Regions from separate parts of the Homo sapiens genome. Here region 2 is linked to region 1. A link is a loop called in an ENCODE intact Hi-C map of the cell type or tissue named here. Cell type or tissue: PC-3. All regions are shown on one strand. Links, peaks and the distances in the headings refer to the core of each region. The heading gives the core; the rest is flanking DNA.

The links. Hi-C counts contacts between places; a loop is a spot of excess contacts. Peaks named below come from ENCODE experiments on the same cell type or tissue, not always from the same donor. Only the 100,000 strongest peaks of a DNase experiment are listed, where the experiment ranks them.
Region 2: it touches region 1 in a loop (5-fold over the local background); 3 of 110 quality-filtered maps call a loop at or near these places.

What each region holds. Positions count from the first base shown.
Region 1 is chr7:99,310,066-99,315,449 of GRCh38, reverse strand. MYH16 (myosin heavy chain 16) reads right to left here. Exons shown (of 24, transcript NM_001431356.1): 24 at 4,326-4,711. The region is part of intron 2 of LOC105375421 (a long non-coding RNA gene); the gene reads left to right. Among named protein-coding and RNA genes, the nearest start is that of ARPC1A, 13 kb to the left of the region's middle. RefSeq lists silencers at 648-727, 758-847. In PC-3, for the core only: CTCF peaks have their summits at 2,362 (motif pointing right) and 3,510 (motif pointing right); DNase peaks (open chromatin) are centred at 749 and 2,379; H3K27ac peaks cover 535 bases.
Region 2 is chr7:99,101,394-99,106,777 of GRCh38, reverse strand. All of the region lies in intron 1 of SMURF1 (SMAD specific E3 ubiquitin protein ligase 1), which reads left to right. Among named protein-coding and RNA genes, the nearest start is that of SMURF1, 40 kb to the left of the region's middle. RefSeq lists an enhancer at 3,057-4,256. In PC-3, for the core only: no CTCF peak of the experiment used is centred there; a DNase peak (open chromatin) is centred at 3,217; H3K4me3 peaks cover 1,207 bases; H3K27ac peaks cover 2,665 bases.

The DNA of each region.
Region 1 (5,384 bases), core at 80-5,079:
GGCTCACGCCTGTAATCCCAGCACTTTGGAGGCCGAGGCAGGCGGATCACAAGGTCAGGAGATCGAGACCATCCTGGCTAACACGGTGAAACCCCGTCTCTACTAAAAATACAAAAAAATTAGCCGGGTGTGGTGGCGGGCGCCTGTAGTCCCAGCTACTCGGCGGGGCTGAGGCAGGAGAATGGCGTGAACCCGGGAGGTGGAGGTTGCAGTGAGCCGAGATCGTGCCACTGCACTCCAGCCTGGGCACAGAGGGAGACTCCGTCTCAAAAAAAAAAAAAAAAAAAAAAAAGAGATGGTAAGTTCTCCGCTCACTGCAAGCTCCGCCTCCTCGGTTCATGCCATTCTCCTGCCTCAGCCTCCTGAGTAGTTGGGACTACAGACACCCGCCACCATGCCTGGCTAGTTTTTTGTATTTTTAGTAGTGACGGGGTTTCACCGCATTAGCCAGGATGGTCTTGATCTCCTGACCTCATGATCCGCCCGCCTCAGCCTCCCAAAGTGCTGGGATTACAAGCATGAACCACAGCACCCAGCCCTTATCTTTTTACTAGCTTAAACATGGCAGGGGAAGATATGATGCCTAACGCTGTTGGCAATCACCTTGACAGGCCCAAGGATGCTGCAGGATGGAAAGGTGGAGACCTGGCGCTTTCACACCGCACTCATTCTGAAACCATCTGCCGGGGCGGGGTGGGGTGTGTGTGTGTGTGAGATTGTTAAATGTCTCTGCCACGTATGCCATTGTTGGCTCAGTGTGCTGCCACCTGCAGCCAAGCACACTCTTAGCTGACACACCCTACCTACCTCCTCCTGCTCTCCCACTCTTCTTCCCACAAGCCCTCTCTCCCCTGGATGCCTAACTCCTACTCACCTTAAGCTTCAGCAGAGACATGACTTCTTCCAGACACATTCCTTTATCCTCCAAGACTGGGCCGAGTGCCTCTCCTGTAGCACCCTGTACCTACTCCTACGGGAGCCTTTCTGATCACCAGACCTAATTCCCATAATGCATTTCTCCCTTTAGTCTGGTTACTTTATTGCTGCCATATTTAAAGTTGGTTTTTAAAAACATCTGTAGGCCAGGCACAGTGGCTCACACCTGTAATCCCACCGCTTTGGGAGGCCGAGGCGGGCGTGTCACCTGAGATCAGGAGTTCAAGACCAGCCTGGGCAACATGGTGAAACTAAATCTCTCTAAAAATCTCTACTAAAAATACAAAAATTAGCCAGGTGTGGTGGTGGGCGCCTGTAATCCCAGCTACTTGGGAGGCTGAGGCTTGAGAATCACTTGGACCTGGGAGGTGGAGGTTGCAGTGAGCTGAGATTGTGCCATTGTACTCCAGCCTGGGCAACAAGAGCAAAACTCCATCTCAAAAAAACAAAAACAAACAAAAAACATCTGTAGAGGGAAGTTTTATGGAAGTATTACTGCAAAGCTACAGAACACATTTTTTATTAGCCTAAGCCAGGGCTCAGGAAGAAGTGGAAAGAAGAGTCCCTTATAATAGCTGACAGGTTCCCTTTTAGCCTTTGATTCAACCATAACTCAAGGTTGACCTTTTCATGACAAATCCCTAGCCGGAGGACAAGTGTTGAAGTCCTACGGAATGCTAGGAGAAACTGGGCAAGTGTCTAATTGCAAAGTCACACTGCCGGGAAAGTGGAACCTGTATCTGTCTGACTTCAGAGGGTACAGATTTGACTTATGTGATTATAGAGGTGAAGGCTGGAGCAAAGTAAGGGCAAAATGCAGGGACATACATTCTCATTCAATATTAAGTGGGACTTTTTGACCATGATCATTAGTCAAAACTGGAATGGGGCCGGGCACAATGGCTCACACCTGTAATCCCAGCACTTTGGGATGCCAAGGTGGGAGAATCACATGAGCCCAGGAGTTAAAAGCTAGTCTGGGCAACATAGTGAGACCCCATCTCTACAAAAAACAAAAAAAATCAGCTGGGTGTGGTGGTGTGCACCTGTAGTCCAAGTTACTTAGGAGGCTGAGATGGGAGGGTCCCTTGAACCTGGGAGATTGAGGCTGCAGTGAGCTATCACACCACTGCACTCCAGTCTGGGCAACAGAGTAAGACCCTGGTTTTGGTTTTGTTTTGTCTCAAAACAAAACTAAAAACTGGAATGGGCTGCCTTTTTTCACTGGGAAGGTTCACGTAGAAGTTGGATTATCATTTCTTTCAGGGATATTATGGGGGGGAATCCCCAGCTGCTTCAGAATTGGTCTAGATGCCCTTTAAATGCCCCTTCCAGCCCTAGAATTTTGTAATACACAATTCTAAGATTCTGTGATTTGGTGTCTCCCGGGAAATCCACACGCAGCAGTTAGAGACCCTGCCACCAGAGGGCAGTGTTATCACATTTGGTCCAATTGCATAGAAGGAACCAAAGTTCCCTCCAGGGCTCCGACTAGAGAACGCCCAGTTGTTTATTTTTTTGAGATAGGGTCTCGCTTTGTCACCTAGGCTGGAGTGCAGTGATGCCATCAGAGCTCACTGCAGCCTCGACCTCCCGGGCTCAAGTGATCCTCCTTCAGGCTCCCAAGTAACCGGGACTACAGGCGTGCACCACCATGGTTGGCTAATTTTTACATTTTTTGTAGAGACAGGGTCTCAATATGTTGCCCAGGTTGGTCTTGAATTCCTGGCCTCAAGTGATCCTCCTGCCTCGGCCCCCCAAAGTTCTGGAATCACAGGAATGAACCACCTTGCCCAGCCGAGAGTGCCAAGTTCAGAACTATCACAGGGGTGATGTGCCCTTTTGTGAAGGTGGAGAGGGACCCACCAAAGAAGTAGTGTTCCTCTCTCCACCACCCCAGACAGTGATTTCTGCCTGCCAACAGATTGGAGAGAGGTCAGAATGCTGGAAGACACGCCATTCCCAGAGAGCCAGTGTGTTCTGAGGGCTGGGAACTGGCAGGGAGCCCTCCCTCATGGCGCTGCCCCCACCACAGCTCTCCAAAGACTAGGAGGGCAAGGAAAGGAAAGGGTCGAGGAGTATTAGAAGATCACAACGGAAACCCTGCCACGGGAGGGAGGGTTGACAGACTCAGGAATGTTCAGCCTAAAGAAGAGAAAAATTGTAGGGACCTATTTTGAGAACTGATTTCCATGAAGGTTGTTCTGTAGGGCTTTGGGTAGAAACACCAGGTCAGCGGCCGGGGCCAGTGGCTCATGCCTGTAATCCCAGCACTTTGGGTGGCTGAGGTGGGGGAATCACCTGAGGTCGGGAGTTTGAGTTCAGCCTGGCCAACATGGTGAAACCCCGTTTCTACTAAAAATACAAAAATTAGCCAGGCATGGTGGTGCATGCCTGTAATCCCAGCTACTTGGGGGGCTGAGGCAGGAGAACCGCTTGAACCCGGGAGGCGGAGGTTGCAGTGAGCCGAGATCGCGCCATTGCACTCCAGCCTGGGTGACAGAGTGAGACTGTCTCAAAAAAATTAAAAAAAGAAAGAAATAGCAGGTCAGCATGCAGATGCCACCGGGGGGCAGGTCTCATCTGGATTGAAGGAAGAACTTTCTGGCAATGTCAGGAAGGACACTACCCTGGGAGGCAGCTCATTCTTTCATTTACTCTATATGTGTTTACTATGTGCACACTTCAGCCCTGGTAGTCTCTAGTTGCTGAGGATATAGTAGTGAACAAAACAGCTAACTGCCTGCCCTCACGGAGCTGACCCACTGGTGTCTGGACATCCTGGGAGATGAGGTGGAACGTGCAGGGGCCATGTGGAGCATTAGCTTGGATGGACTTGACCTGCTCCGGAGATTCCGTAACTTTCTTGGCTTTAAGAAACCTAGTTTGTTTTCATTTCTCTGATACAGACTTTCAAAATTTGGAAAGAACTTCACCAAGACTGTATTGTTTTCATGGTTTCCAGTAGAAGCAAGCCTGTGAATTAGTATATAGGGATGCAACAAAATTTTTTTATATGGCAGTGGTAAAAATTGCCTTTGGATAAGTCTTAGGAAAAGAAAATTTCTCCATTTAAAAACAAGCTCTAAGTCTAGTGTAGTGGCTCATGCCTGTAATCCCAACACTTTGGGATGCTGAGGTGGGAGGATTGCTTGAGCCTAAGAATTCAAGACCTGTCAGGGCAACATAGTGAGAACCCATCTCTAGAAAAATAAAAGCCTGGCATAGCTGCACGTCGGTACTGCTACTGTACTGTACTGGAGGCAGAGGCAGGAAGATTGCCTGTACCCAGGAGTTCAAGGCTGCAGTGAGCCATGATTGTGCCACTGCACTCCAGCCCGAGCCGCAGAGCAAGACTCTAAGAAAGCAAAGAAGCTCCAGTTGGTCTATTTTTTTAATGTTTCTTTTATTTAAGCTATATTGGGACATTAACATTGTCAACATGAGGAATTCTTTGTAGAGAACAGCCGGGTCACAGACATTACATATTCCGTCCTTGACATGACCATGTAGGAACTCAACTGAAACAGATCCATCATTACTGTCATCCAAATGCTTACTGCCGTTCCAGAGAAGCCCCACTCATTTTCATTCCTCTAATGGCGGGTTTTACATTCTCAAGCTCATTTTCCACCATAGCGCTCTTTATTCTTCACCACCTGTCTCTTCCTGGCTTGCACTTTCTTTTGCATAGTAAACATTCTCAGGACAGACCCAGTTTTCCATTTTCATATTTTCTCCCTCTGAATGGACTGCAGTTGAGATCTGTATTACCCTGGAAAGAGAGAGAAAGAGAGATGGTGAGCAAGGTGAGCAAGTCCATGTGGGTCAGAGCTGGGAGCTCTGACATCTTTGCTCCTGTCTTGCTGGAAAGACAGCTCCCTGGGATGCCTAGGAAGCTTCTGCAAAGGCTTCCTTCCTAGTAATGGATACTGTTGAGTTATACCTAGCTTGTTCTGCATGAGGTTTTGAGGGTTTAGAGACACCTTTGGGCATAATGTGCCCATACAAGTCATTGAGTGGGCTCAGAGTGCAGTGCCCTGGGATACAGAGCTCTCCCTGAGAGCCTGCCTGTGATGTGTCACAAGGGGTTTTGCTATTGTGATGTGACCATCTTCCAAAGAAAGAAAAGCTACTTCATGTCTCATCCCACAAATGGATTTTTAAAATTAGTAAGGTTTCCTTATGGAGTTTATGGAATACTTGCACCCAGTAGAGCCATTCACAGCCTCACCCCTGCCTACCCTACCCTGCTAGCTTCATCCCCCACCGCGCTGCAGCTCTCTGAGCCCATCTACTCCAGCCAGCCTGTGCCCTTGTGCACATCCCACCTTTGCACTTTTGTGTGTGTTGGGCCTTCTGTCTGGAATTCCCTTCTCTCCTCTGCCTGGTGAAGGATCGGTTTTATTTATTCTCTTAAATTTCTGTTAAAATATTTTATATTTATG
Region 2 (5,384 bases), core at 321-5,320, 210 kb after region 1:
AGGCACTGGAATTCTCTTTTCTGTTTTTTCAAGAGACAAGGTCTCGCTATATTGCCCAGGCTGGATTTGAACTCCCAGGCTCAAGCGATCCTGCCTCTGCCTCCTGAGCGGTTGGGATTACAGGCATACACCACTGCTCCCGGCAACAATGGAATTGTTAAAGACAGAGGCTGGCCACCTGTCTGACTTGCTTGCAGTTAGCACCCACACTGCTTATGAAAGTACTAGCGAGTTTCAGGCCTTTTCCTTGTAGTTCATGTGACCTTGTGTTCCCAGTATTTACCAAATATTTTAAATAGTTTCCCAAAAAATTTCCTCCTTCATTTCACACAGTGTGCACATTCAGACCATAAAAGGACCTACTGGAATAAATGCTGAAATTTCACAAACCACAGTGTATCTTAATGATAGGTTTTTAGATATAGGTTTACAGGGGGGCTTATAGTAGTTTCATGATAGGGTGAATTTTTCTCAATCTTTGATATTTTCCAGTTTGCCTCCTTGGGGTTGCATTTTGGCAGAGAAGGCTTTAACACCCCAATGTTCTTAACTTCAGTAGTTGTTGATTGAACAACTACTTTTGGCAATAACCTTTTTCTGTACTATAGAGGATATCAAATAAAAAGGGAGAATTGACCAGATGTAGTCCCTGCTTTGTAGAATTTTACATTGGGAAGGGAAAGATGGAATGGTGAAGAGAATCACAGAAGTATGGAGAGAGGCAGATTGATTCCAGCTGGAGGGATTTGAGGAAGGTTTGTGTAGGATGTGGCATGTGAACTTGGCCTGGCATGATTGGTTGGAAATAGGCAAAGGGATGACGGATTGGGAGGGCATTTTAAGTAATGCAAATAGATTGAGCAAAGGCTTGGAAGTAGAATAGCACTTGGCAAAATGTGTTGGGAGAAGGGGAATGATAGTCACTCTGTGGACTGGAATTGTAGTCTTAGTGGGATAGGCGATATAGAGAGTCTTCATCCAACTGTGTGATAAATATCCTCTGGCCGTTTAGGCCCCTCTGTGACACACACAGCCAAAATTTAATATATGAGTAGAATGCAAAAATCTGTCATTATAAGAGAAAAATCAAGAAACAGTATATATGGTGGTAAAGAACATAGATTTGAAGCTAGATTGCCTGGGTTCAAATCTTTAATAGCTGTGTTATCTTGGGCAAAGCTACTCAGTCTCTCTGATGCCTCAGTTTTCTCACCTATAACATGGGATAAGACTAGTCCCTATGATAGATTAATTTCAAGAATTAGATTAGAAGATTAACATGAAAAGGGTTTACAACAGTACCTGGCATATAGTATAGAGTAGTGTGTAATTGTTAGTAATTAGTAGTAGTGGTTGTTGTTTTAGTGTTTGTGTTTGGGTATAATGTGTAATTGATTTTTTTTCCTTCGAGAAAGATTAGCCTTTCTGTAGCTTATGTATTCTATATAATTTTGCATTAGTGAAAGTATAGCATCTCAAGCTCGTAAGTGCATGAAGACTCTCACAGTGGAATTTTCGTTGTGATAAAAATGTCTTTCTTTCAGAGAGAATTTGCGCTTTGCATTGTAGCTGTCTAGTTTCACTGGCTGCTTCTTGGGATGTGGCAGATTGTGAAGGTTGGTTGTGTAGCTTATTCACGTGCATGTGCATGTGTACACCTGTGTGTGTATCACAGGTTCTTGTTGAGTCCATTTTGAAATTAATGGGATATATATAGAAGAGAATGATTATCTTTTCTATCAGAAGGGTGTTTTGGTTACAGGCAACAGAAACTGACTTTGGCTCATTTAGGCTTAAGAAAATTAATTGGAAGGCTGCTAGGAGCGCCTAGAAGAGCCAGTGGCTGGGCACCAAACTTGGGAAAAAGCAAGAAGCAAGGTAGCTTGGGTGACCAGGAAACCAGCATCCTGGTCATAGGCAAACAGCCTGGTCTGCGTGAAGCCCCTATTGCTGTCATTGCCACTGTAATGTGGGATCCCCAGCTTCCAATCATTCCTACTCTCCTCATATAACTGCTTGTTGTATAATAGCAGAAAATTGGAAGCAGTTTAAATGCCTAGCACTAGGGATCTTAATACATTATGGAACAGCCATGTATCGGAATAATTGCAGCCCTTAAACATTTTATGTGAGAATATCTAATGACATGGAAACCGTTCACACATTCTATTAAGTGACAGTGGCAGGTAGCAAAACCGTATGGGCAGGATAATTACATTAAAAATCCGATCAAGTAGGTATTACTACTATTCCTATTTTACAGATGATGCATAGAGATTTTGACTCTTGCCCAAGATCACGTGGGTTAGTAAGTGGAAGAGGGGGGTTTCAACCTGGGAGTGAGGCTCCAGAACCAGGCACTTAGCCATTTCACTGTCCTTTCCCTGATAAAGACAGAAAGGCTCTAGAGGAAAAAGTAGTAATAGCAGTTATAGCTGGGTAGTGAGATCATGGATACTTTTATTACTATTTATTTCTTCTGATTTCTATGAGCATATGTTACCTCTATAGTGACCAAAATGATTCTTAAGTTATTGTAAAAATATAACGTTTTAGAATACTTTTCTTCCAGTTGAAAAGTTATGTGTCCCGGCGGGGCACCATGGTTCATGCCCATAATCGCAGCACTTTGGGAGGCCGAGGCAGGCGGATCACTTGAGGTCAGGAGTTCTAGACCAGCCTGGCCAACATTGTGAAACCCCATCTCTACTAAAAATACAAAAATTACCCAGGCGTGGTGACGCACGCATGTAATCCCTTGGGAGGCTGAGGCACGAGAATTGCTTGAACCCGGGAGGCAGAGGCTGCAGTGAGCTGAGATCGCACCACTGCATTCTAGCCTGGGTGACAGACTGAGACTCCATCTCAAAAAAAAAAAAAAAAAAGTTGTGGCCCGGAGATATCCATCACAAATTGCTTTTCATATATGACAAGAAAATTTCAAAAATTGTCTCCATCAATATATGAATTTTCTCTTTGAAGTTTTGTGTCCTACTGTGTGTGTTTATTGTAGACAGGACAAGCAATTTCCATCATTGAAACCAGAAAACATCTTTGGAATTTTAAACTCAGTGTTGCTGTATTTTGGGGATTACATAAAAGCATTGATAAAATAAGTTGTGCTTTAAATGGAAGATTTAAATCTGTGAAGCTTTTTAAGATTGTGTTTGTCACGTCTTGGCACACATTTCTTGTTTGTAGAGTCTGGTTATGAAAAGACTCTGGTTTCCATATGTATATTTAAAATACTCTGAGTCATGGATTCAAATGAGTAATTGACATAATATGTCCATCAGATTCCTGCTTTGTCATACCGTCACATAAGGGGAGTACATTTATTTTAGTAATTGTAATAGTAAACACAGTTAATTAGCAAAATGGTATTCATTTTAAATACCTTTCCCCGGTGTCTTTTATAACTTTCCAGAAATTGCTTTATTGGAATGAAAATGTGTTTGATTTCACAGGAGGCTTAGGAAAAGGGCCACATGTGTATGAACACAGGCGTATGTATACAGTGCTGGGAGTGGTGTATACATAGGTGTTTAGAGATTAGAAGCTCCATGTCTCTATTTCTTCCTCCTTTTTGCTAAGTCTCAACTCAGAATCTGAAACCACATTGATTGTAAGATGTACAATTACATGTGCCACCAAAAAAGAAAAAAAATTGATTGTAACCGGGTGTGGTGGCTCATACGTGTAATCTCAGTACTTTGGGAGGCTGAGGTGGGTGGATCGCTTGACTCAGGAGTTTGAAACCAGCCTGGGCAACATAGTGAGAACCTATTTCCCCTAAAGATAGAAAAATAAGCCAGGCATGATGGCACGCACCTGTGGTCTCAGCTACTTGGGAGGCTGAGGTGGGAGGATCGCTTGAGCCCTGGAGACGCACTGCTGTACTCCAGCCTGGGTGACGGAGTGAGACTGTGTCTCAAAAACAAAAAAACAAAAAAACCAAAAAAATGCAGTTGTAAGATTTACAATTACGTGCACCACCAAAAGAGAAAAAATGCTATGAATCAAATAATGTTGATGCTTTCTAATTATCTATAACCTTTACTTATAACATTGAAAGAGCCACTTATTTAAGTATAGATTTTTTGCATGTGTTATTCTTGTATATACATAATTTAAAAGTATAAGAAAAATAGATTAAGGAATTCTTAACATTTCTTCACAGTCAGTGTCCATCTCTTCTGAATCATCCGTTTGACACAGAATCAACAATATTTGTATTTTCACATAATGAGTAATCAAAGTGTTGACAAGGCAGCTTTTCTGGAAGAGGGCTCTGTAAGTTTTTTTAAACAGCTATATTAAGATAGAATTCACATACCATATAATTTGCCCCTTTAAAGTGTAAATATCAGTGGTTTTGGGTATATTCAGTTATTCATTTTGTAAATTTGGCAAAATACACATTATAAAATTTGCCATTTTAACCATTTTAACTATTGAGTGGATAAATTCTCTTTCAAAACTCTTTAGAGACAGATGCGTAGGATATTAATATGTACAAAGAACAACAAAATATTGAAATAATTTCATCATAATATTAGGGAGATTTTAGAATGTATAAAAATATAAAAATTCCATGTTACTATGTATAGGATCCTATTTTACCTATCTTTTATATATAGTACAAATTTAAGTGGAATCAAAATGTGTAATCCTAGTATGCCCATATAAAAGGGTAGCCAATATACAATGCCTTGTCTTTGAAAATTTCAAATGTGCATCATAATATCACATTAAAAGTCTTTGAATGTGCCTAGACATGGAAATGCAAAATAAGAAAAATGAAATTATTCCCTTGTTTTGTATGTATCTTTTTTTTTTTTTTTGAGACGTGGTCGTGCTCTGTCGCCCAGGCTGGAGTGCAATGGCACAATCTCGGCTCACTGCAACCTCCGCCTCCCTGTTCAAATGATTCTCCTGCCTCAGCCTTCCCAATAGCTTACAGGCGCACACCACCACGCCTGGCTAATTTTTGTGTTTTCAGTAGAGATGGGGTTTCACTACAGTGGCCAGGCTGGTTTCCAACTCCTGACCTCAGGCGATCCGCCTGCCTCGGCCTCCCGAAGTGCTGGGATTACAGGCGTGAGCCACCATGCCCGGCCGTGTGTATCATTTTTTTCCCTTGAGGGTGAGATTAAAATGTCTAGACCTTTAGATGTGGAATTCCCACCTCCATTTACGAAAAGTGATTACACATTGGGCAATAAATTAAATCTATTTATTGTGTTTCAGTTTGAAATTTAATTGTGCATGTCTCTGGTAGGGTATTTTTTTGCTGTTTAAATCTCTGCTCCAAATATGAGCCAGGAACACTGTAGCTCAGTTTTAAAATTAGTAGAAACTGCATGTTACATGAATGGAACATT